2 separate regions of the Homo sapiens genome follow, and region 2 is linked to region 1. Evidence: read pairs that join two places in POLR2A ChIA-PET (ENCODE). Cell type or tissue: PC-9. All regions are shown on one strand. Links, peaks and the distances in the headings refer to the core of each region. The heading gives the core; the rest is flanking DNA.

Region 1 (10,165 bases), core at 1,231-9,230:
AAAACCTCATTTATGTATATTTCTAAGAGTACCTCTCTGGCCAACTGAAAGACACCACTATAAACATATAGTAAAAACACAAATAGAATAAAATCCCTAACTTCTTGAGTTCCCAACTCCATACTTAACATCAAGAACTACAAACTTCTAAATGCTGAGTTAAAATAAAAAGTTAACTTGTTCTAGTAATGATGATAAACAAAACATTAATTCTATTGTACTGAGGAATGTCAAAGTTAAAATGCAAAGCCATCCCATTTGCCTCTTAAAACACATGCAAAACAGCAGGCCAGTACATTTCTGGTTTTCTTTTTTGAGTTGCTTTGTTTGGGGGTAATAGGAAATACTTTTGGAAAATAGCTACATTTCACTGTTCATCTGCAATTTACCTCCATTTGGTATCGATAGCACTACATGTCTATCAGCTGTGGCATCTACAGGTTGGCCACTCTGGGTCTCAGAGGCTTCTGTGGCATGATAAGGCAGGGGTGGTGTGTCAACTAAAAGAAAGCAGTAGAACAAAGGAATTGTCAAATCGATAAACCACACAAAGACAGTTGGATCCGACATCTTTTGCCATTAAACTCCTGAGCTTGGTGGACAGTGCTACTCCTACAGAGAGACCATATTAATGTAACAAGGCTCTTCTGAAGTGACACTGTGAGTACCCTACAGAAGAAACTGGTTGTTCTGAGAGCCTCAGTAAAGGGTCAATTCATTTTCCCTCCGACTTTTGAGTTATCATTGAGTTCTAATGACTTCAGGGCAAGACTTTCAAATGCAGAACCTGTTCTCCTAGCTTTTCTCATAGCAGAATAGTCTGTGATCTGGCTTGCAAAACACAGAGAAAGCTAAACCTTCTTTGAAGTGAGCTTAATTTTCAGCTTCTATGTTGTCACAAATTGTACAATGGCCACGGGGACGCTCTATCCCTGAGATACTTCAAGATACCTGAAACGTAATTATAACCTTGTACCCAAGGCACGCTGAGAAGGGCCCTTCTACCCAAATGACAGTCCTGTGACTGGACAGTGATCATGGTTAGGCAAATGGGATGCATTCCGTGGATAATAATTCATAACACAGTAAAAACTCATGAGGCACAGGAAAAACTCTTTATGGAGGACCTCAGCACAAAACAACCAATTCCTTCAGTATGCATGTCTAATGTTAGTTCAGAATGGTCTTGTTAACATGCGTGGTGGAATACAACAGCGTAAAAGGTTGGATCAATCTGCCTTTGTTGTATCGAATTGTCCACACAAGTAGTTCTCACACTTAAGTGTACACAAAAATTGCCAGTGGAGCTTGCTAAAAATGCAGATTCCTGGCCCCATCCTTAGCAATTCCGATTCAATAGGTCAGTGGTTGAATGTAGCCATGTACATTTTAACATGCCCCAATGGCAATTCTAATGCAGGGTTCGTGGACCATACTAGGAAACCATGGGTAAGGTATTTCCTTGTGAGAAAATGGACTATGACTCCTATGACTTTGGTGAAAAAGTTATAAGGCAAGATGACCTTTTTGTAGGTCTTTGACTAAATATGTCTATTTACTCAAGAAGCAGAACAGGCTGAGCACAGTGGCTCACACCTGTAATCTTAGCATTTTGGAAGGCTGAAGTGGGAGGATCACCTGAGTCCAGGGGTTTGAGGCCAGCCTGGGCAACATGATGAGACCCCATCCTACCAAAAATTAAAAATTAGCTGGGCATGGTGGTGTACACCTGTAATCCTAGCTACTCAGAGGCTGAGGAGGATCACTTGAACCCAGGAGTTTGAAGTTACAGTGAGCTATGACTGTGCCCCCATACTCCAGCCTGGGTAACAAAACAAGGCCCTGTCTCTAAAAAATTAAAATTAAAAAAAGGGGGACTGAAAATAGAATTACCATATAATGTAGCACTTCCACTCCTAGGTATATACCCAAAGGAATTGAAAGCAGGGTGTTATTTACTAGAGCCAAAAGGTGGGAACAATCCAAATATCCAACAGCTAATGAATTGATTTTTTAAAATGTGGTATAGCCATACAATGAGATATCGTTCAGTCACAAAGATGAACTACCGATATATGCCACAACACAAACTGTGAAAATACTTGGCTAAGTGAAATAAAACATACACAAAGGGGCAAATATTGCATGAATCTAGTATATGAGGTACTTGCAATAGGCAAATTCAGAGAGACAGAAAGTAGATAGAGCTTACCAGGGGCTGGCAAAGTAGGGAAATACGGAGCTATTGTTAAATCAGTACGGAGTTTCCGTTTGGGGTGATGAAAAAATTTTTGAAAATAGATATGGTGATGGTTGCACAACATTATGAATGCACCTAATGCCATCAGATTGTACTTTTTTTTTTTTTTAATAGTCCTCACCAGGCTAGAGTGCAGTGGCACAATCTCAGCTCACTGCAGCCTCCGACTCCTGGATTCAAGCGATTCTCGTGCCTCAGTCTCCGGAGTAGCTGAATTACAGACATGCACCACCACGCCCAGCTAACTTTTGTATTTTTAGTAGAGACAGGGTTTCACCATGTTGGCCAGGCTGGTCTCAAACTGCTGACCTCAAGTGATCCGCCTGCCTAAGCCTCCCAAAGTGCTGGGATTACAGGCGGGAGCCACTGCACCCGGCTAGACTGTACTCTTAAAAATGGTTAAAATGGGCTGGGTGCAGTGGAGCATGCCTATAATCCCAGCACTTTCGGAGGCCGAGGCGGGTGGATCACCTGAGGTCAGGAGTTCATGACCAGCCTAACATGGTGAAACCCCGTCTCTACTAAATACAAAAAAATTAGCCGGGTGTGGTGGCACATGTCTGTAATCCGAGGTACTTGGAAGGCTGAGGCAGGAGAATGGCTTGTACCTGGGAGGTGGAGGTTGCAGTGAGCCGAGATTGTGCCATTGCACTCCAGCCTGGGCAACAAGAGCAAAACTCCATCTCAAAAAAAAAAAATGGTTAAACAAATTTTGTGTTAGATATATTTCACCACTACTTGAAAAAAATTAACATATGAGAAACCACTGAATTGTACATTTGAAATGGGTGGTTGTATGGTATGTGAATTATACCTCAATAGAGCTTTTTAAAAAATTTAGAGGCTGAACCAGTAAATCGCAAAGGTTCCTTTTACTCTTGTTTATCTACAGGTCTGTTACTCAGGTTGGCATTTTGCTGTTAATCATTCAGACAAGAATTATTTTCTTTGAAGTGAAAAGGGCTATGCCTTCTGTGAGAAACTAACCAGCTTCTGCATCACTGTTGGTGTCTGTCCTGCTTGGGTGGGAAGAGTAAAAAGAACATCAACCTGTCAGAGTAACCAGGGCAGGAATTCAAAGTCAGCACAGGAAGTCTTTGTAGCATAGAGGTGTGTTAGGTAAATATATATTTTGCAACACTATTATCCTCCTGTTCCTTAACCAAGGTTCTGTCCTCAAATGACTTCTCTTTCTGTTGTATTTCTTCTTTCTCAGTGAACTCAGCCACTTGCAAAACTTCAACCATCTGCTCCTACACTGAGTTAATGACTCTCAAGCTACCCTCCAGCATCTCTGCCTTCACCCTACAGTAAGTCCTGTTGGACCTCCCTCCCCCAATTCACTGCCCTCTTTCCAACCCCATATCCCTGTTTTAGTTCAACTCCTTATAATCACTTGCCTGGACTGCTACAGGCTACCTGTATGTGATGGCTCTCAATAGCTACTGACTCCTGAAGGTCAGAGACCACAGTAGTCCCCCCTTCTCCACCAGAGATACAGTCCGAGACCCCCAGTGGCTACCTGAAGTTGTGGCTAGTACAGAATACCACATATACTATGTTTTTTTTCCTATACATACCTGTGATAAAGTTTAATTTATAAATTAAACACAGTAAGAGATTAGGAACAGTAACTAATAATAAAGTAAAACAACTAGAACAATATGCCAGCATCACTACTCTTGCACTCTGTGGTCACTATTAAATCAGAGTGACCTCAACAGTAGATCTGATCACAGAGACAGCTACTAATTGACTCACAGGTGGATAGCATCTACAACGTGGATGCGCTGGGCAATGGAATGATTCAGAACCTGGATAGGATGGCACGAAGTTTCATCCCCACATACAATTTAAAATTTATGAACTGTTTATTTCTGGAATTTTCCATCCAGTATTTTCAGGCTGCAACTGACCTCTGGTAGCTGAAACCTCAGATAAGGGGGGACAACTACACCGTCTTAATCATCACTGCACCTCTAGCACTGGCCCAGTGCCAGACACTTAGCAGGTGCTCAGTCATCACTTACTGAGTCAATAAAACCTGTGCCTATGGTCTGGAGCTCCATGTCCATGTTCTAATGCCTGTGTGGGCTGGGTGCAGTGGCTCCTGCCTGTAATCTCAGCACTTTGGGAGGCCGAGGTGGGCAGATCACCTGAGGTCAGGAGTTCGAGACCAGCCTGGCCAACATGGTGAAACCCCGTCTCTACTAAAAATGCAAAAACTAGCTGGGCATGGTGGTACACCCCTGCAATCCCAGCTATTTGGGAGACTGAGGTGGGAGAATTGCTTGAACCTGGGAGGCAGAGACTGCAGTAAGCCAGGATCATGCCACTGCACTCCAACCTGGGTGACAGAGCAAGACTCCGTCTCAAAATAAAAAATAAAAAATAAAAATAAATAAACGCCTGTGTAGTAATTTATTTATTCAATAAGCAACTGATGAGCAACCACTGCATTTCAGGCTCTGTGCTAGACATAGAAAAAAGAAGGCTCGCTGTTCAATGGGGAAAATAGACACACAGGAATTATATAATATAGTGCAACAAATATAATAGATGCTTATGTAACTTGCTGAGGAGCAAAAGGAACTAAGTAACTGAGAGGTGAAGAGGCAATTCCCTCTTTATCTTCCCACATCGTAGGGACAATTTTTATTAACCTTTTAATTCCCCTTTCAGCAATCCTAAGGCAATGCTTGCATATAGTAAGAGTTTAATAAATATCCATTAAATAAATGATTATAGGAATAAATGAATGAGGCAGATTGTAACATCTGGCACCAAATGTATTTATGCATGCCTTTAGGAACTTGTCAGCTCCGCACAGTATTTATCTCACACTCACAAAGTGCATATGTATCTTTTATTCATTATCTCAACTTAGATCCACTTTACAGGTATGGTAGCAAGAGCAATTATGACAGCATGCTAGAGGCTCCCTTTCCCTTCCATATGCTTTCTCAATTCAGCAAACTGAAGAGCTCTATATTTAAGATGCTGTCCTGGCTTCACATGGCAGAAAGGGATAATGCACTGGCTGGAGCTGGGGCTTCACTTTCTGCCTCACTCAAAGGATGCAGGCATATGTTTTAGGCAAGGGCTTCCTTTGATTGTTGAAAGAGGCAACCAAGGTAAAGGCCTAGCATTGATCTTCCATGTTGCTTGTCCTCAGGCCAAGTCTTCTGCTTGGATTACAGAAGTCTTTTCATCTTATTTCTACTGCCTTAAAAAAAAAAATCCTTGGAAATTCCCAGGGATACTATTCAAATCCATTTAGTTTCTGAGAGCTTCCAGAGCATTAGAACTAAAACTAGAGGAAAAACATGTTCTATCTCCAGGGTAACTGCTTCAAAATAGGTATAGTCCTAATCATTTTAAGGCTGATTGCTTTGTAAACTGTTTATACTATATGAATGACAGTTACAATGACTGTCATTGTGACTGTTCATCATAAATCATGATGTTGGGCTTATTTTCCCGTATTTCCCCACAGACCATAGTTCTTACTGACCTGAGTGTTGATAGGGACTCTCTGGCTCAGAAGGACTTCCTGGGGAGTGAGGGTAGCTGGCCGTGCACGGGGACTGGGAGAACGCGTGGCTGGGTGAGGGAGGGAGTGCAGAGCACGGAGGCTGCTGGAAAGAGTCAGGATAGGTGGCGTTGTGTGGCATGAGTGGCTCACTGTGCAGGGAGGCGCTGCGGAACTTGGCCAGGAGGCTGAGCTGGGGGTTATATTCACTGTGTCTTGGCACGAGCACAGGAGGCAGTACTAGGATCAGAAAGGAACAAGGCAGTTAGAATTGAACATTGCTCATCAGTACACAACAGAGTGGATACTTGCTGTTCTTATCTATTTTTTGTTTATGATAGAGCTGTTTTTCCCCTTGGGAACTACTCCCATTAGTCTTTGTGCTCATCATAAAACTGTCGATTAAGTCCCCATCTCCACCTAAGAAGCAAGCATGTGAGTAAGCTAAGGTAACAGTCTTCTCCTTGTAACCGGAATCTTAAGCAGAATGTCATAATTCACAAAAGCATTTGGAGAAGGATCTTTCTAGTGTCAGCACTCTAAAGAGACCTGCTCTTTATTCCTACCTTGGAAATGACCAGAGCTGTCCTAATACCTGGCCTTCTGGCAACCTGATTGTTACGTCTTTCTTTAATTCTGCCAAATAAGTCTTTTTTTCCCCCAAGGCAAAATCAGTTTCTCTTGCTTGCAATGAAACCCTAAGTGATCCCCAGAATATTTTTCCTTCAGAGATCATGTTGAATTATTTAGATGACCAGACTCAATTTCAGGTTCAGTAGTGCCACTGAAATAAAAACATTCTATGTGTCCTTAATGGAAAGATTTCAAGGTGAGTAATTAAAAGTTATTAAGTAAAACACAAACGGTGAATAATAATAAAAGTGACTAAGTAAAAGATGAGCAGCAGCAGGGCACAGTGGCTCACGCCTGTAATACCAGCACTTTGAGAGGCCGAGGCAGCCAGATCACCTGAGATCAGGAGTTTGAGACCAGCCTAGCCAACGTGGTGAAACCCCGTCTCTATTAAAAATACAACAATTAGCCGGGTGTGGTGGCGGGCACCTGTAATCCCAGCTATTCAGGAGGCTGAGGCAGGAGAATCGCTTGAATCTGGGAGGTGGAAGTTGCAGTGAGCCGAGATCATACCATTGCACTCCAGCCTGGGTGACAAGAGTGAAACTCTGTCTCAAAAAAATAAAATAAGCAGCAATAACAAAACATAAATGATGTTTGTTCATTTACTATGCTTTTCTGGGTTTCATTTTTTAAAAAGAATGTTACTGTTCTTGATTCTGATTATACACAAAATTTCAGAATAAATTCAAATTCTTAAGGGCAAGCTTTGCCCAGGCCCTCACGTCCTACCGACTCCTAGAAGGTTACAATGCCTGGCATAAAGTAGCTACTCCAAAACTGTTGTTGAAGAGCCATCTGTGACCAACATAAGTTCCAGACAGGGAAGCAAAGAAAATACAAGGGGGAAGTGGTCTAAGAAATAACAAAGGAAAACCTCAAAGAGCTACAAAGGACCTACGTCTTCATGTTGAAAAGAGCCACAGAGTGTGCAGAGCTCAATTAATGAAGAAAAGATCCAGACCTAGTCTTTCCATCTTGAATTTCAAACACTGCGGGATAACTGGAATATTCCAAAAGCTCCTAGAGGATCACCGCAAAGTCACCTACAAAGAAATGAGAATCAACCGACCTCAACTTCCCACTCTAACCCTGGCTACTAGAAGTCAACAGACCAATGCCCTTCTGAGGACAAATAATTCTTACCCCCGAATTCCACAATGGAAACCACTGGAATAACCAAAAACAAATACAAACTATGAACTAAAATATAGATATCAAGGATGAGAAGAGGAGGAAGGAAGAAGATGAAAACATAAGTGAGTGAGGCTGGGCATGGTGGCTCACACCTGTAATCCCAGCACTTTGGAAGGCCAAGGCAGGTGGATCACGAGGTCAGGAGATCGAGACCATCCTGGCTAACACAGTGAAACCCCGTCTCTACTAAAAATACAAAAAATTAGCCGGGCGTGGTTGCGGGTGCCTGTAGTCCCAGCTACTTGGGGGGGCTGAGGTAGGAGAATGGCGTGAACCCAGGAGGCGGAGCTTGCAGTGAGCCAAGATCGCACCACTGCACTCCAGCCTGGGCAGAGCAAGACTCCGTCCCAAAAAAAAAAAAAAAAAAAAAAAAATACATATATATATATGTATATGTATGTATGTATGTATGTGAGTGAAATCCTCATCTTTTATGGTAGAGAGTCAATGACATTATCTAAAAGGTGATAAATTTGGAAATAGATATGTAAGCATATTATATATTATCTAGAGTTACTGTCATAATTCTTAGTAATAATAGAGAGAAATATGAAAGAACTAAGCAAGAATTATTTAGAAGAGTTTGTCTCCGGGTATAAATAGGACAGATCTTGGTTCTAATCACACCACTGATTTGTCAACCACAGGCAAGTATTAATAAAAACTCATAAAAAGTAAATGTTCTAAAACTGCTCTAAAAAATAAAGTCTTAAAAAAAGGTAAATGTTTTGGAATAAACAGACAATTACAATAACAATGACATTAACCCCGAAGTCTGCCATCTGCCTTTGACACCATACATCTATCTCTTTCTTAACAAACAATAATTTTCAGTTATATGGACAGAAAATAAACTAAGAAGGGTAAATAAAAGGTTTTAAACTAAAACTGCTACAGGTGAGGGTGGCAGAGAAACAAATAATTTCTTCCCCTTTTCTAAGCTATTGTATACGTATGCTGCCTTATGACACCAGAGAACAAACATTCAACATCACCATCAAACAGTGACATGGATCATAAACCATTAAATTCCCCTTAATGTATTCATATTCCACAACTATGCAGGAAAAAAAAAGATTATGTGCCTCATGAATAGTCTGAAGTGAGGAGTTGACACAGCGAATGTGTATGGCTTCTTTGTCAATGACCCTTCATCAAAATGTTAACGATGTTCAAGTAAACACTCACTTCTTTATGAAGAAGAATTTGAATCATCTCTGTGACTTCAGTTTTAATGTAAAATATCTACGGTATATTCCTAACACTGATAAAAATATAATGCCTCCTATCCATCTGAATGTAGAGACTTCTATTTCTTCATGGCCTGTAGATCTGAGGCACCAAGAGAAAAGAAAGGATACATTTCCCTTTATCATAACAACTATCTTGATAATATATTTTTACCATCTGGGTAAAATCAAAGCCAGTGGATGTTTGCAAAGAAAACTGATAGTTTCATCCTAGTTGTTATTTGACCTGACTGGCTCCGTTGCCTTAAATGTGCACTGATCATATTTTTAAATACTTTCACTCACAACACAGCTATCCCTAATTACTTAATTCCACTTCCACATCTCAACTGCTGCTTGTAAATATGACAGTGCGCTTACAGACACTCATGCCTATCTTATGCCACTTTTAAACACCATGCTATCTTTACATCTCAGTGTCACACGGGGGGAGACAGCGGAAGGAGTTACAGGGCACATGGGCATGCAAAGCAGAGCTGGAAAAAAAACACTTCTGTCTTTTTAAAAAAAGTCATGTGGTTTTGATATAATATGAATATTTTATATAAAAAAGAAATTACACTCCTGAAATAACCTCCAGCCAAATGGAGTAAAATCATCATGTACCACAACAACAGTCTTGCATGGCTTCCACCAGAACTGTGCCAGGTAAAGTGTGTCTGAGGACTGGGGACCCTTCACCAACTGTTGGGTACGAGTCTGTGAAGAAATTAGTACTTAGAAACTTTTCACAGCAATTTGACAGAGTTTCTAGTTTACACTTGTTTAAATAATTTTTAAAATTGGGCTTATATTTTCTAAGTCTTTTTAAAATTTCATTTGCCTAGTAATTTGTCTGTACTATAAAAGTGTTCGTTTGAAGGACTGGAAATTAAAAAAATAAAAACTGATCCCTCACCACACATAACTTGGAAAGCACTGAAGTCAATTATTGAAGTGGATGTGTGAATGAAAAGAAAATGGGAATGCAGCCTTCAATGTATCTAAAATGGATGGCTAAAAAATGAGATTTCAAAGGCAAAACTTAAGCTTTATGATAAATAGGAACTCAGCAAACTTGTTTAACATTAACATTTTTATTATTCCTAAAATATTTACTTTAAATATGGATAGCTAACTAGATATAAAATCTACTTTTTCTATTAAAAAAACACAAGTAAGAAAAACCTCTGTAACTTAAATATTACCTTAAATTAATATAATCGTTACCCATCTTTCCTTCTGGAAATTCACACCTAAATTATGATAAAATGAAATATATTTACCATATGTAAAACACTCACACTATCATTC
Region 2 (10,165 bases), core at 988-8,987, 110 kb before region 1:
GAGTTATGCAGATTCAACCTGATTAGTTCACTGATGCTTAGCAGAGGTTACAGATGCTCCATGGAGTCAGCCATTGCCATGATTTGCATAGAGGCACAAGATCATCTGGGAGCTGAAGACTGGTATCTGACAATCATGCACTGGTTTATTTACATCAAGAAGGCAATTTAGAAGAGATTCTTTTTTTTTTCCTCTCTCCCTCTCTCTCTCTCTTTCTCTCCATCTAAAAACCCTCAAAAAAAAGACAGAAACTATCTTGACCCAAGCCTTACCTTCGCATCACTCTCTTCTCTCTCCTGTAACTTCAACCTCTCCCTTTTTGCTCGCTCTTTTCTATTAGCCTATAACATGTACATGTCTCTGCCATCTTAAAAAAGTAATTAACAGAAAACAAAGAAAACCCTTTTCAAATTCTGCCTATCCATTTGGCGGCAAGTTTCTCAGTTTCTCACCCTCTTCCTTCACGTTCAACTCACTGAAAAAGTAGTGCCTTCCCACGGCTGTCTTCACTTTTATACTTTGTTTTCATTCTCCAACCTATTATAATCTGGCTTCTGCTCCAATTCAGCTCTGATATTCCTCATGCTAAGATCACTAACAGCTACATAGGGGCTTTACTTAAGCTTTTACCTAGTTTGACCTCTTTGGTGCACCTGACGCCATTGATAACTCCCTCTCTTCTTGAAGTTCTTTATTCCCTTGGTCTCTACACTCCATTTCTCCCGCTGCAACTCAGAATCAGTCTCTTCCTCTGTCACCTCTTGGTCTGTTCTCCCCTTAAACATTGGTGAGCCCCAGGCTTCCAGCATGAGGCAGCTGCGCTGCATGCCTTGCCTGGGCGATTTTATCCTTGATCACAGCTTCCCCTTATGGCTGAGAATTCAAAATCTATATCAGCTCTTTAAACTTTCTCCTCAGCTTTAGAACGGCACCTCCTACACCTCACATGGAAGTTCCAATGATACCTCAAACTCAATGTGACCAAAAAGGTTTTACTTCAAAGTAGAAAAGTTTTTCCTTCTGTGTCCTTTATCCTCTCAGTTTTTCCAAACAGTAATCAACGAATCAGCTTTGTCTCCTTCTCCCCAGTGACTGACCTTGATATCACTAAGTCCTGTAAATTTACAGGACTACCCTACCCCTACCATACGTGTCCCTTTCTCTCTATTTTCATTGTCACTGCTGCAGTTCATATGCTTATTGTCTCTTGCCTGATATTTATTTCCTAACTAGGCTCCCTGTCATATTTGCTCTCTGCCAGTTCATTTATCTTACTTCAGCCAGAGTGATCTGACTGAAGTTGCAAGTGTCAATCTGTCATTGAAACCTCTCCATATTGGGCATTTCATATGTACCTCCTCAGACTCTTTCAGCCTCCGTCTCCTAGGCCTCTGCCACTTGCTCTGTCTCAGCCATTAGCACTTCAAACATCTCCATGCACACCTGTAGAGATCTCCAAGCCAAGGCCTGGAGCTTCTGGCCCCTCTCCACTGCTTCCAGACTCAAACGAAGCCCCATGTCCAGACCCTCGGAGAAGCAAGTGCCAAGGTGAAATTGGACATGCAAGCCCGTGATGCAGATCTGCCCCTGATTGAAAGAGAAAGAGAAAAAGAAAGAAGGGAGGGTGAGTGCAAGCATCTTAGGCTGCGGTGCAATTCTAAGGGAAGTTTGGCAGGGTCATTGGAAAGTTCCCAAGCTAAAGTCTCCTGTCTCTTAGGAACAGACCTGCTTTAGTATCTCTGCTCTGTTCAGTCACTGAGAGCAGGCAGAAGGAAGCATGGTCTCTACGGTGTTGCATATTTTCAGATCATCAAGTCAGACTGTTAGCCAGACATGGCGGCAACCCACCAGATGACAGAACTGGCACACATAAAAGGGGGCTGGACCAGGTCCAAAATTATGAGTAAATTACCATTAACTGCTGATCAGACTGCATACGAACTACTTCTACTGCACCAGCGCCTCACCTTCAACCCATGGGTTTCTGCTGACCAACTCACAGAGGAAGAAAAGGCAAGCCTGGCTCACAGGTACAGAGTACTATGCTGGTGTGCTAAAAATTGACAGTTGTTGTATTATATCCTCAGTTGTAAGAGACCCTGAAAGATGTTCTGGTGAGATGACCCTGAATGGTCTCCTCATCTAGCCCATTGCTTGTGCAATGGGTCCATGAACAGAGTGGCCAAGATGGAAGGAATGAAGACCAGCCTGGGCCTAATAACCAGGGCTTCTTGGCATTATGGCCACTTAGCAGTGGCCAGTGTGCCAACTGAAGGGACTGAAGCTGTGCCCTCAACCCCACACCATTCTTTGAGGTATCTGCCAACTACCTACCTAGTGGCAAGTCAATTATATCAGGCCACTTACACACTGGAGCGGACAGTGAGCATTAATTCATTCTGAAATTGATACATACTCTGAATGTTGGATTGCCTTTCCTAGCTGCAGTGTCTCTATTAGCACCCCCGCCAAAGCACTTATAGAATGCTTTATCATTCAACATGTTTTCCACACAGTGTTCCCTTCAGCGGTGCAATTTTCTACAGCAAAGGTGCTGCAAAAATGGACTTCAGACCAGGAAACTCCCTAATAATACCATGTATGCCATCATCTGGAAACAGTCAGCCCATAAAATGATGAACAGCCTGTTGAAGGCTCAGCTGTGGGTCTGACGTCTTGCAGCGTCTGACACCTTTGTTGTCTTTGAGGAGTGACATATGGACTAAATCAACAGCTGATAATATAGTACTTTACCTCCAATACTAAGAATATTAGGTCCAGGAAGCGAGGGAAGTAGAAGTGACCCCACCTCACCATCAAACACAAGGGCCCATTTACAGCAATTGTGTTTCTCCTCCCTACAATCTAAGATCCTGCCCAATTAGAGGTCCTGGTTCTCAGGGAAAGAACACGTCTGCCAGTGTATCTAAGAGTTGCATTGAACTTGAACTTGTGACTACCACCTGTTCACTTTGGGCTTTCATGATAGTAGTTCAACTGGCAAGGAAATGATTTGCTGTTTTATTGAAATAATTAAGGAGTTGGTGTTACCACCACAGAATGGAGTCACAGAGGATGACGACTGAAACCACCTAGGGGAATCACCGGGTCTCTCTCAGTACTTCCATGCCCCCTGATAATGGTGAATGGAAAAATGCAGCAATCACAGCCTAAAATATACAGGACAAATAAAGCATCAGACCACTTGAAGTTCTGAATCACTGCACCAGGAAAGCAAATTAGACCACCTGAGAGTTGTCTAATGCAGGAAATACAGAATGGGTAATAGAGGAGAGAAGGTATAAATGCCAATTAGAGTCTCAGGACCAGTCCCAATGCAGAAATTGTAGCTTATTTCACTATCTTGCCTTAAGTATTTTAGGAAATCACAACTAGTAACTATCTTGAGGAGACTCTGTGACTGACTGACTGACTTGTACCTCCCCTCTTTGAGAAGCAATGAGACTGATGTGATCTTTACAAATTACATGAATGCATTAAATAATCACAAGTACCCCAAAACTATGTACTCTACTATACATCAGTTTAAAATATATGGTAGGCTCTTTTTTTATTTATTTATTTATTTAGATGGACTCTGGCTCTGTTGCCCAGGCTGGAGTGCAGTGGCAGTATCTCTGCTCACTGTGACCTCCTCCTCCCGGGTTCAAGTGATTGTTCTGCCTCAGCCTCCTGAGTAGCTGGGATTACAGGCACACACTACCACACTCAGCTAATTTTTGGATTTTTAGTAGAAATGGGGTTTCACCATGTTGACCAGGCTGGTCTCGACCACCTGACCTCAAGGGATTTGCCCATCTCAGCCTCCCAAAGTGCTGGGATTACAGGTGGGAGCCACCACACCCAGCCAAAAAAATATAGTAGACTCTTTTACAATACTTTGCAACAGAATAGAGAATAATCTTTTGAATGACACAGGTCTTTTTGGCTATTTGTGGCAATGTATGCTGAATATTTGCTTAGTATAAAGGCATTATATATATTTATTATACAATACATCATGCTCCAAATGTGCTGTCTTTGTCTGTGATGACAAGTGTTTGGAAGATGTTTTCAAATATAGAAACACCCTTAATCACTTCCTTCAGGGTAAAGCCACCATTTTAATAATGAATGAGAAAATAACTGCTTGTTGGAAGAATCAAACTATGGGGAGAATATTTTGAAAAATGGATGTGTGGAATTATTTCCATCATTGTATGATCATACAACTGAAAATAATGTATGCCACCTGTAACAACTCTCCTATATGATTGCTTCTTAAAAGTTGAAAATAAATGTTTCAAACCAGTTTTTAAATCTTCCACATATGGAATTTCAGTGAGTCTGGACCCATCTGTAAAAATATATCAAATGCTGGTCCTTTTGATGACTTTGTACAAACAACTGATGGATATCAGGGAAGATGGACACCAACCAGATATTCTGCTAGAACCTGGAGATTTTTCTTAACATCTATCCTGTTCTTCTCAAGCTTTCCTAATTCTGTCCTAATTCTGTCTTCTCTGTAGAAAAGACAGCAATATAATGGACAGTCTATACTCTGCTCTTATAAGCTCAAGTAATTTTAGTACAAATTCCAAGGACAGAAATAAAGAGATTAGTCTAAGTTTAAACTCTGCTACTAATTAGCCATGTGCCAAGCAAGTCATTCTGGTGAGAGGGGGTTCAAGTTCTGTCACTAAACAATCATGACATTGTATGACTTCACAGCAGCTGCCAAATTTGCAAATGCAAGATGGGACTGCTGCCAACTGATAAGCCCACTTCAGAGAAGGCAGCAGGAAAACCCATGCCACCTTTCCAAAGAACGCAAAAGGAGCTACATTCATATGACCCTCCCTTGACATTTGGGGGTAGAAGAGAAGGAGGGTCTGTCCCTGTGTGTCACACCACTCAGGAGTGATGGTCAGGCTCAAGGAAGTGTCTTTGGATTTGCTGAGCCACAATCCAAAGCCTAATTATGATGCATTACAATAATCAAACTCTTTTTTGCCTGTTTGGTTTTCTTCCCCAAGTCTCTATGTTTAGGATCTTATTTGAATTGAAATCTTTGGAATTAAATGTTATAGACAGTGATACATACAATATGGGATAGTTCTTGTAAAATATAATGAACTGTAAAACCTTGTCATGATTTCAGCTTAAAATATTATTCTATGCCAGGGCAAATGTCAAAGACAATCATCTCCTTTTATTAAGCATTACCTAGAAGATGGATAATATTTAATATGTGTGATGACAAATCTACAAAGAAAAAGAAACACCAAAAGACTGTTCTCAGACTCTGTGATGTTCCACTGTTTAAACACACAGATATCTGTGATATCACAATGTTTAAACAAAATAAAATACCATTTCATATGTAAAGCAAGAATGCTAATCTCCAGATATAGAAGTTATAGGAATTCTTCCTTAAAAAAAAGAAGGTATTCCAAAAGTAAATTCTTATATTAATATTAATTCATTTACTTTTAAAAAGTCAATGTCAGCAGCTGTGCTTGCTAAGATACAAAATTTAAAACCACAGCGAGGAGATAAAATGTAATGGGAATGAATGGGAAAACCCTTGTTTGCCAATATTTTAAAGTCTCCTCTCTAGAAAGTAACTTCCTGGAGGCAGAACTATATTGCTTTTACTCATTTTTGCATCCCCAGAACTTTTCAACCACGCCTGGGACATAATAGTTATTTTATAAGTACTTGTTCAATGGATAAATAAATGAATGAAGTTAGGCAGCCATTAAATTTATTTCAAAGGGGAATTACCAAAAGCAGGCCACACAATTGTTTAGTGACAGAGATAAACTCGCTTTCAATGGAATGATTTGCTTGGCATATGGCTAGTTAGTAGCAGAGTTTAAGTTTATACTAATCTCTTCATTTCTGTCCTCTGGAATTTGTACTAAAATTACCTGGGCTGGCTGGGTGCCGTGACTCATGCCTGCAATCTCAGTACTTTGGGAGGCCAAGGTGGGTGGATCACTTGAGGTCAGGAGTTCAAGACCAGCCTGGCCAACATGGCAAAACCCTGTCTCTACTAAAAATAAAAATTAAAAAATTAGCTGGGCCTGGTGGTACACACCTGTAATCCCACCTACTTGGGAGGCTGAGGCATGAGAATCGCTTGAAACTGGGAAGCAGAGGTTGCAGTGAGCCAAGATCACACCACTGCATTCCAGCCTGGGCAACAGAGCGAGGTTATCTCAAAACAAAAACAAACAAACAAAATTACCTGAGCGTACAAGAGCAGAGATTGTCCTTATACTGCTGTGATGAGCTCTTCTCTAGCTACCTTCCAACAGCTGCAATAGGAAATAGGAAAGCCAAGGTTGAACACCTCAAGCTTCTTAAGCCCACCAGGAAGAAAAGAAGAGGGCAAAGCTTAAATGGAAGAGGGAGCAGATATTGGAAGAGGAAGGAAGAGGAGGAGAGGGGTCCAAGATCATTCTAATGTGACGAGAGGATTGGACACAAGTTTCACAATTTGCTTCATTTCCTTTGAATTAATGTTCTCTGGGACCCTTCTCAGTACTAACTTTCAATACCAAAGAACTAAATAAAATCCTAAATGTCAAAAAAAACCTAATTGTTTTCTACAGACAATGTCTATCATATGATTGAGCCTAAAGGAGATGCACAGCTTAAACACCAAGCTGAAAATAACATCCCATATGAATTAGGTGTTTTTCTTTTTCCCAACTACATACTTCTTGACTAACAGATATAGTACATTCCACATCTTACTGAAAAGACTAGATGATTTTTACTTTACTGGAAAAAAATTAAACGAAAGTTTCAATTTTTATTCAAAGGCATGTGAGGGGGGAAGGAAACCAATTGTAAAACACAGATAATATTTAAACCTTAAAGAAAATTGGAATATTTTATTTGTTTTTCAATAAATTATAAAAAGAGATGATTTAATGAGAAAGCAGTTGTTAGTACACATGGTAGAAAAGCAATACGCTCTTTAGCTTTAGTAGAGCTAATGATGTAATTGTCATCAGCAGATTACCCAAACCCAGAGCTGTAGGATTTCCTAGTTCAGTCATGAAAATAAGCAGGGTTCAGGCATCAGGGAAGAATGTAGGAGCATTGCCCTTTTATGTCATGGTTTTTTTATTCTTCATAGTAATTTTTATGGGCTGGGGGAGGTGGAAAGGCTGTAAGTTGTTGACACAAAAGCCAAACTCTGTAAAATATTTAGAGAGATCTATTCTGAGCCAAATGTGAGCACCATGACCCATGACACAGCCTCAGGAGGTCCTGAAAATATGTGCCCCCAAGGTGGTTGGCTTACAGCTTGGTTTTATGTATTTTAGGGAGACATAAGGCATCCGTCAATACATGTAAGATATAGATTGGTTTGGTCCAGAAAGGCAAGACAACTCGCAGTGGGGGCTTCCAGGTCATAGGTGGTTTCAAAGTTTTTCTAATTAGCAATTGGTTGAACAAGTTAAGTTATTGTCTAAAGACCTGTAATCAATAGAAAGAAGTGTCTGGGTTAAGATAAGGGGCTGTGGAGACCAAAGGTCTTATTATGTAGATGAAATCTGATAGGTGGCCACCCTTAGAGGCAATAGATGACAAATGTTTCCTATTCAGACCCTTAAAAGGTATTAGACTGCCAGCTAATCTCTTCAGGATCAGAAAAAGACCTATAGAGAAAAATGGATTCTCTACAGAATGTAAGTTTTCCCCACAAGAGACAGCTTTGCAGGGCCATTTCAAAATATGACAAAGGATTATATTTGGGACAAAATACTTTGATTTCTTTCAGAGCCTGCTATCTGTCCTGTGATGCTCTACTAGAGTCAGATTGGAATTTGGTATCTATTTGGTATCTTATTGCTACAAAGAGTCTGTTTGTCAGTCTTAAGATCTTTTTTTTTTTTTTTTTTTTTTTTGAGACAGAGTCTCGCTCTGTTGCCCAGGCTGGAGTGCAGTGGCACTATCTCGGCTCACTGCAACCTCTGCCTTCTAGGTTCAAGTGATTCTCCCGCCTCAGTCTCCTGAGTAGCTAGGATTACAGGCACGCGCCACCACACCCCGCTAATTTTTTGTATTTTTAGTAGAAACGGGGTTTCACCATGATGGCCAGGCTGATCTCGAACTCCTGACCTCAAGTGATCCACCCGCCTTAGCCTCCCAAAGTGCTGGTATAACAGGTGTGAGCCACTGTGCCCTGCCAAGATCTCTATTTTTATGTTAATGCTGGTCAGTTGTGCCTGAATTCCAAAGGGAGGAGGGCATAGTGAGGCAAGTCCACCTCCTCTTCCTGTCATGTCTTGAACTAGATTTTCAGGTTTCTTTGGAATCTCCTTGGCCATAGTGAAGCAGCTTTGTTGTCTGGGGTAAATACCAGGGGTTCATAGCTTCACGACAAGAAAATTTAGGGCACAGACACACACACAAGGGATTTAGGAGCAGAGGTTTAATAGGCAGAAGAAAGAGAAGGAAAACAGCTCTCTCTCTAGTGAGAGACAGGGTTCCCAGAGGAAAAGGCCACCAGCCAAGGAGTTCACCAGATTTTATAGGCAGGCTTGAGGAGGCAGTGTCTGATTTACATAGGGCCCACAGATTGGTTCAATCAGGTGTGACATTTACATAGCACATGGGAAAGACTGGCCACTCCACCCTAATCTTATTATGCAAATGGACTTCCCCCAGCCAGTGCCACCTTGTCTGCTCCTTATTATACACGTGGCTGACAAAGAAAAGGGAAGATGGAGCCGCCATTTTGAACATGATTGGCACAACTGCCAGCATCTATGTCTGCAGCTCGATTTTACAGGCTGCTCTTAGTTAAAAAGGAAAATGTTTTTGGGCTGCTTTTCATTAAAAGGAAAACCTTACCGAGGACTTCCATAGCGTCACTATCTGCCTAAGTAATTTCTTTTTAACTCCCATATCAATAGGAGGGGTTCATTCAGTTGGTTGGAGGGCTTAGAATTTATTTTTGGTACAAAGTGAAAATGAGAGTTACTTCCAGGGAAATGGCTTGTTGCACGCTCAATAGAAAATCCAGTGCCCCTCTCTCAAAATCTATGCAATAATGTTTATTGGTGTTTTCTCCACCTGGGGTAGATGGCTCTTAACTCTCTCTCTGTTTTTTGGAGACGGAGTCTTACTCTATCACCCAGGCTGGAGTGCAGTGGTGTGATCTTGACTCACTGCAACCTCCACCTCCTGAGTTCAAGCAATTCTCCTGCCTTAGTCTCCCGCCTGAGTAGCTGGGACTACAGTGTGCACCACCACACCTGGCTAATTTTTGTAGTTTTAGTAGAGATGGGGTTTCACCATGTTGGCCAGGCTGGTATCGAACTCCTGACCTCCAGTGATCTGCCTGCGTCAGCCTCCCAAAGTGCTGGGATTACAGGAGTGATCTTACTCTCTTTTTACAGCAAAGACTATTACACTGTCCAATCATTTCCAAGTTATATCCCTTGAGAATTACAAAGAATGTTAATAGATGCTACTAGAAAAACAAAACTTGTTATTAAAAAGCTTGAGAGTCTTAAAGAAAAATGTAAAACACTTTAGGATATTTCAGGGTTATGACACGAAATCCTGATTTGGGTTTATAATCTGGCTGCTGCCTGAATCTGTAGCCTGTCCCTGAATTCCTCCCATTTAAACTTCCAGAACCCATCAGCTCTCAGCACCTTCAAGTTGGCGCCTCCCTGCACACTGGCCTGGCTGCTGTCACTCTGCCAAGTCCCACCCAGGTTCTGCATGTCTGTGCTTCCACCATAGCTCAGTTCTCCTGACTCTTCACTTCTGTCCCTCACATGCCTCACGCTACTACTATAGAAATGTTTGTTGAAGAAATGGATGAATGAATGAAGCCTTTCACCTAACAGAAGGATGGGGATGAGGAAGGCAGGGTCTTAATATCAATGGAATATTAAAGAAAAACTCTTAACTATGCTCTTCAGCTCTTGGTTTTTCATGTGATACATTATGCATCCTGATTAAATCACTAAGGAACAGGCCAAAACCCTACCTGCTTATGGTAAAGAGAAAATTTTACTTTTATTTTTAACTCTATTAGACATGTAAATATCCTACAGCATAAAATCTATACAAATATATTCTTCCTCCCACCTGTGACTCGTTCTTCTATGAATCAACTTTTCTA

Evidence for each region. ChIA-PET counts read pairs that join two places held together with the same protein. Peaks named below come from ENCODE experiments on the same cell type or tissue, not always from the same donor. Only the 100,000 strongest peaks of a DNase experiment are listed, where the experiment ranks them.
Region 2: POLR2A ChIA-PET joins it to region 1 with 6 read pairs; 2 of 35 experiments call an interaction of 5 or more read pairs at or near these places.

Annotation. Positions count from the first base shown.
Region 1 is chr13:36,866,884-36,877,048 of GRCh38, forward strand. SMAD9 (SMAD family member 9) reads right to left here. Exons shown (of 7, transcript NM_001127217.3): 3 at 5,775-6,032; 4 at 390-500. Among named protein-coding and RNA genes, the nearest start is that of SMAD9, 48 kb to the right of the region's middle. In PC-9, for the core only: no CTCF peak of the experiment used is centred there; DNase peaks (open chromatin) are centred at 3,398 and 4,258; H3K27ac peaks cover 1,034 bases.
Region 2 is chr13:36,753,801-36,763,965 of GRCh38, forward strand. It overlaps LOC102723490 (a long non-coding RNA gene), which reads right to left. Exons shown (of 7, transcript XR_001749825.2): 2 at 1,356-1,587. Among named protein-coding and RNA genes, the nearest start is that of RFXAP, 60 kb to the right of the region's middle. RefSeq lists enhancers at 7,917-8,422, 8,423-8,927. In PC-9, for the core only: no CTCF peak of the experiment used is centred there; a DNase peak (open chromatin) is centred at 8,331; H3K27ac peaks cover 743 bases.